2 separate regions of the Mus musculus genome follow, and region 1 is linked to region 2. The links are chromatin loops, found by intact Hi-C in ENCODE. Cell type or tissue: gastrocnemius. All regions are shown on one strand. Each heading gives the region's core, and the rest is flanking DNA. Links, peaks and the distances in the headings are about the cores only.

Region 1 (2,910 bases), core at 198-2,697, 72 kb after region 2:
CAACAAGCAAACCCTTGGGTAGCCATGCCATCTAACCGAGCTCTTTGCCTTTGAAGTCTGGAAACAAGGATAATTGTTTTTGTTTCTGTTATTTTATTAGAAGCCTTAGCTGGTGTAAGGAATCAAGAGAAAACGAGATTAAAAGGTGTAAGACCTGGAAAGCTCTCTGCTACTGGCAGAGCAATTTGACTCTCGCTTACATAGTGGGGCTGAGGCTTGTTCTAGGATCCAGGACTTCTCCCTGTACACACACAACCTGCAGGCATTCTTCCACAGGTACAACACGAAACACGCTCAGAATGTGCACAGTCGAGTTATCCACTAGAGCAGGAAACTGGGGGAGGGGGGGACACATTCCAAATGCCAATCAAGAACAGATAGATGATCAGCTGGAGTCTGTCACAGATGGAAATGAACAGATTTTACAAATAATCTCATCAACACGGACAAACCTCACAAAATAGTACACCTGCATCAGAGTCAGACAAAGGTTAGAAGGAGTTAAATAAGATATTCGTTAGGATTACACGTAGGTGGTAAAGCCATAAAGAAGGCAGAAATATTATTACAAAAGTCAAGACAGTAGCTGCTAGGGAGGAGACGTGGTGTCTTGGGAGAGCTCCTTGGTGGGGCACTGGCTGTAACACAGGGAGAGCTCCTTGGTGGGGCACTGGCTGTAACACAGCCTTCTGCAGCTTCAGGCTGCATGCTATGTTTTGGATGTATTCTCGTAGGCCTCATTTGAAGGTATTGTCATTTCTCTTCTTTTAAAAAAAGGATTTACTTCTTTTTATTTTATGTGTATGAATGTTTGCCTACAAGTGTGTATATACACCAATGTGTGCAGTACTCAAGGATTCCAGAAAAGGGCATCTGGTCACCTAAAACTGACGTTGGAAGCAAATGAACTACCACGTGAATGCTAGGAATCAGAATGGAGGCTTCTGGAAAAGCAGCCACGTTCTTAACCACTGAGCCATCACTCCGGCACTCCAGATTTATACCTCTTTGAAATATCTCTTTGAAAGTATTCCCTTTATAGCTCATTACTAGTTTAGAAAAAATATATGTATATAAAGGACAGATGAATCTATTAGATGACACCATGATTGGCCAAGTCTAAATTGAGCCACGAGATTTTTTTAAATGATCTTTTCCTTTCCCTCTTCCTTTCTCGTTCTCCCTCCTGCTCCCCCCCCCCCCCCCGCTTTCTTTTTTCAAGGACAGAGTTTCTCTTGTGTAGCCCTGGCTGTCCAGGAACTCACTCTGTAGACCAGGTTGGCCTCCAACTCAGAGATTCACCTGCCTCTACTTCCTGAGTTCTGGAATTAAAGGCATGCCCAGCTGGGACAGGCAATGTTATTAACACAAAATTCTAAGAAAAAAAATTAAGAAGCAAATCAATGAATAAAGAAGGTGGTAAGAGCCGGGTGTGGTGGCATACGCCTATAATCCCAGCACTCGGGAGGCAGAGGCAGGCGGATTTCTGAGTTCGAGGCCAGCCTGGTCTACAAAGTGAGCTCCAGGACAGCCAGAACTATAAAGAGAAACCCTGTCTCGAAAAACCAAAAAAAAAAAAGAAGGTGGTAAGAGATATATTAACTAGTTGCTACCTAGGGGCTTATTTAAATATTCAAACTGATAACAGATTAAATGACAGATGACAATTGCCACCGTGTATGCACTAACTGGGCAGCTCAGAATAGGGACTTACTTTTGATTTGGGGGGACATGGTGATGTCATAATAGTTATGTTTAAAGGAGGCGGGGCAGTCCTTGGAGCTGGAGGCATAGTTCCACAGTGACTATAACTTCCTATGGTCACTATAGCTATAGGTGACTGCCTAGCTTGTGAAAGGCCTAAGCTCAATCTTAGAACTGAAATGAAAACAAACCTTTAAAGAGATTAAAAAGAGAGACAGTTATGGATTTGTTTTGTTTTGTTTTGTTTTTAATCACACACAGACTTTACTGGATAACTGGGAGACAGACTGGCTGTAGGTCACAGACCAGTGATCAAAACAAGTCATGATTGGAAAAATGCTATCTGTGGGGCAAACAACCATGCCAGGGTGTCCCAAAAGCTCCACAGTAGACAAGTCCCCACTAGTGGGCAAAGCCACACTAGAGAGTGGTAGGTCAGGTCAGATACTGTTAGGGACCCCACGTGGGGATCAGTCCATGGCCATCCAAGCTCCTATACATATGGCTGAGTGTGGTAGCCATAGCTTTAATTCCAGCACTTTTTAGAAGCAGAGGCAAATAGATCTCTGTGAGGTCGAGGCTAGCCTGGTCTACATAGTAAGTTCTAGGTCAGCCAGGGCTACACAGTGAGACTTAGTCCCAAAACAAAAGCACAAGACAAAAACAAAAGCAAAACTACCCCCCCCAAAAAAAAACTCTATATGCAAAATTATATCGTACCTAAAATTTTAGTTCAGATAGTCTTGGCTGGGAGGGGTGGTGTGGGGTAAAAAAGATTGCCTTTGAACTGAAAATTATTGAAGATAATTGTGTGGGGTTTACTATATATTATCTATATGTACATGTTTTCAATTTTGAGTAATAAAATATAAAACGAAAACCCGGGGCAAGCAAAGGAAGAAACACTGGCTAAATCAAGACCTGAGTTGAAAGGAGAGTAAAAATAAGGAGTGTGGGAGCTGGGATTCACGCTCTTATCTTGCTCAGAATAGCACCAGTTTTTCCCAGCGACAACCCAGACCCACGGTTCTCAAGCTTCCGTGTGTTTATGAATCACCCGAGCTTCTTGTTAAACTGCGGTGGGGTGCAGAAGGCCTGGGTGGGCCTGGAAGTCAGCCTAAAGCAAGTGACTGAAGACTCAGCTGATACTCCCAGGAGGCTATCTGGTAGAACTCAGTCATTTGGGGTTGGATGTGGTGGTGTATG
Region 2 (2,910 bases), core at 161-2,660:
AAATCCACCTCCCTGGTTCTATACCATATGCATTCCTTAATTCAAGCTGGGGTGCCCGTAGCACATCTCATGATTTCCTTGCATCAGGACAGTGAGAGATCAAAACCCAAAACAAACACCAGAGAACTCTGTTAGCGCAGGGGTGGTAGGGAACCCTCTAGCTTGTTAAGGAGTTACACTGAGACATTTACCATGATAGCTGGACAGCATAGAGGGGTATAGGGTCAGGGATCTGGGATGGGCATGCTTAGATAGGATATTTTCTGGCTTCTTATTGGTTTAAGCCAGCCAGCTAGGCAAGGGGGGGCAGCCAGTCATCCTGGACCTCTATTTACTGAGCACAGCCACAGTACCCTCACTATGATGATCCAGGCCAATAGGAGCTCAGAACAGCAAGAGAAGGAGGCAAATGCAAAGAAACCTTCAGGGCTATGGCTGCCACCCAACACTGGCATTGTTGCTGGGCCAAGCATCTAGGCACAGATAGCACAGGGTGCCTGGCATCAAGGGGCAGAATGGCACGGGGAAGGAACAACACCGTCTTTGCCTCAGATCTGGACTTCGAACCTGCTTCAGCTGCTGAACTTCCTGGGGCACACTAGCATCTGGCTGGCTGCTAAGCTTCTCTGAGCTTCAGTTTCCTCATCTGCAAAATGCAAGATCCTAAAACCCGCCCCTGAGGGCTGGCTATAAGAAATAGACTCCAGCCTGGCAGCGGTGGTACACGCCTTTAATCCCAGCGCTTGGGAGGCAGAAGCAGGTGGATCTCTGTAAGTTAGAGGCTATCTTGGTCTACAGAGCAAGCTCCAAGGCAGTCAAGGCTACACAGACAAATCCTGTCTTGAAAAATGAAAGAAAGAAAAGGAAAGGAAAAAGGAAGGAAGGAAAAGAAAGAGGGGGAGAGAGGAGAAAGGAGAGATGGGTAAAGAGAGAGAGAAGAGAGGAGGAGAGAAAGAGAAGAGAAGAGAAGAGAAGAGAAGAGAAGAGAAGAGAAGAGAAGAGAAGAGAAGAGGAGGTTTTCAGGACTCTCCAGCCCATTTCCAGTCTTCTGTATTTGTTAGCCCCCCCTCTCAAGCACCTAGCACACAGGCACACTGAGTAAACTGTATAGCTTCTGGCCACCCTCTGGTCTTTTCTAGAATCTTTCTTCTTCTTGGAAGCATTAGTCTGTGCCCCATGGACTTTCTCTACTGTTCACACCTCTTCCCAGGACACGTTGGTCATGTATAGCCTCTTCCCCGCCCCCCTGCCCGCTGCCTCCCTCTCCCCCACCCCCACGCTGCCTGTGAAGACAGAAGAAAGCTCTTGCTCATGTATTCCCCAGTTCACAGCACATTCCCACCATGTGCTCAACAAACACATGTGTTTAACCCTTGCTCCCCAGGCCTCGCTGACTTGAAGGTGGAACAGAAACACAAATTGTTGTCTGGCCCATACTCTCTGCAGGCTCTTAGCTCCTCTAAAACTCGCCCCAAAGTCTGAGGTGAGCTCAAGAAAAACAGCACAGACTCTGCAGAGATGCTATGGCTTCTAGTATTGGCTCTGTAGCTTATCAGCTCTGAAACTTGCCCTTTCTGTGCCTTGGATTACTCATCTATGGAATGAGTCATACGGTTGCCGTGGAGATTAAATAGGCGGCTGGCACAGTGCTTCTAACGGCACCTGGAACATAGTAAATACTGTATAGGAACTTACTCTCAGCACATTGTTCTCTCTGGCTGCCCCACTGGTTCCTTCTCTTCTACAGCCAGCTATGGTGAGCTAACCCAATTACATTCGTTACTGCTTTCATTGCTGCAACAAAATACAGGACACAGGCAACTCAAAGGAGGAAGGGTTTGACTCCCATTTCAGGGATTCCAGTCCAGGGCAAGCGAGCTGATTACAGAAGCTGTGGCAGCTTCAGCGGGATGGCATGACAGGAAGCTTGGAGCCAGTCACATTGCAGTGGCAGAGAGGAGGCAGAGAGCTCAGGCAGGAAGTGGGCTAGCCTCTAACCTTTAAAGGCCTGCCTCCAGAGTTCCCATGACCTCTCCAGAAAGCAGCACCAGGGCAGAGCAAGTGTTCAAATACATAAGCCTGGGCATATTTCAGACTTAAACCATGTGGCTGATGGTACCACAAGTGTCACTCAAGCCATTCTGGGGGAGCCCAGACAACATCTTTGTATGAGTGACGTGGCCTTCAGCCACAGTTTACAATCACTGAAACTATGGATCTCCGTGCTTTAAAATTGTTGTTGTTGTTGTTGTTGTTGAGGTTTCTCTGTATAGCCTTGGCTGTCCTGGAATGTGCTCTGTTTTTGAGTCAGGGTCTCTCCGTGGGACCTGAAGGTTTCTAATTTGGCTACTGTGGCTGGTTTGCCTGCCTCCAGGGGGACATCCCCCCCCCATACAGGGCTGAGATGACAGGTACGCCAGGAGTTTTTACATGGGTGCTGGGGTCCAAACTCAGGTCCCCATGCTTAAGCAGCAAGCACTGTTACCTGCTGAGCTGCCCTCTGAACCTCCTTCCCTCCTCACCTAGATGAACTGTAAAGGGCACTGAGGAGTCTAGGGGTTCTGTTTGGGATCTGGGACAGGCCCAAAGCTGCATCTCAGGCAAGGTCCCAGGTACTGCTGTTGCGGGTCTGTGGACCATGCTTCACCTTATGAGACCCTAAACAATGAGGATTTCTTGTTCTCACCAATCTGTGTAATGAGGCAATGAGAGAAACAAGCTTACCAATAAAGGAGCCAAGGAAGAAGAGGAAGAAGAAATGTAGGCTGGCAAAATGGTTCCCAGGGATAATGTGCTTGCCACCCAAACCTGATGACCCGAGTTGTGTCCATGGGAAAACGTTGGAAGGATAAGTGACACCCCAAACCGTCCTCTGACGTCTACACACATACAGTGGCGTGCACACACTCA

What was found. Peaks named below come from ENCODE experiments on the same cell type or tissue, not always from the same donor. Only the 100,000 strongest peaks of a DNase experiment are listed, where the experiment ranks them.
Region 1: it touches region 2 in a loop (6-fold over the local background); 1 of 42 quality-filtered maps calls a loop at or near these places.

Annotation. Positions count from the first base shown.
Region 1 is chr7:123,035,368-123,038,277 of GRCm38, reverse strand. It overlaps a transcript of Tnrc6a not described here. Among named protein-coding and RNA genes, the nearest start is that of Gm39084, 61 kb to the left of the region's middle. In gastrocnemius, for the core only: no CTCF peak of the experiment used is centred there; no DNase peak of the experiment used is centred there.
Region 2 is chr7:123,107,284-123,110,193 of GRCm38, reverse strand. It overlaps a transcript of Tnrc6a not described here. Among named protein-coding and RNA genes, the nearest start is that of Gm39084, 11 kb to the right of the region's middle. In gastrocnemius, for the core only: no CTCF peak of the experiment used is centred there; no DNase peak of the experiment used is centred there; H3K27ac peaks cover 413 bases.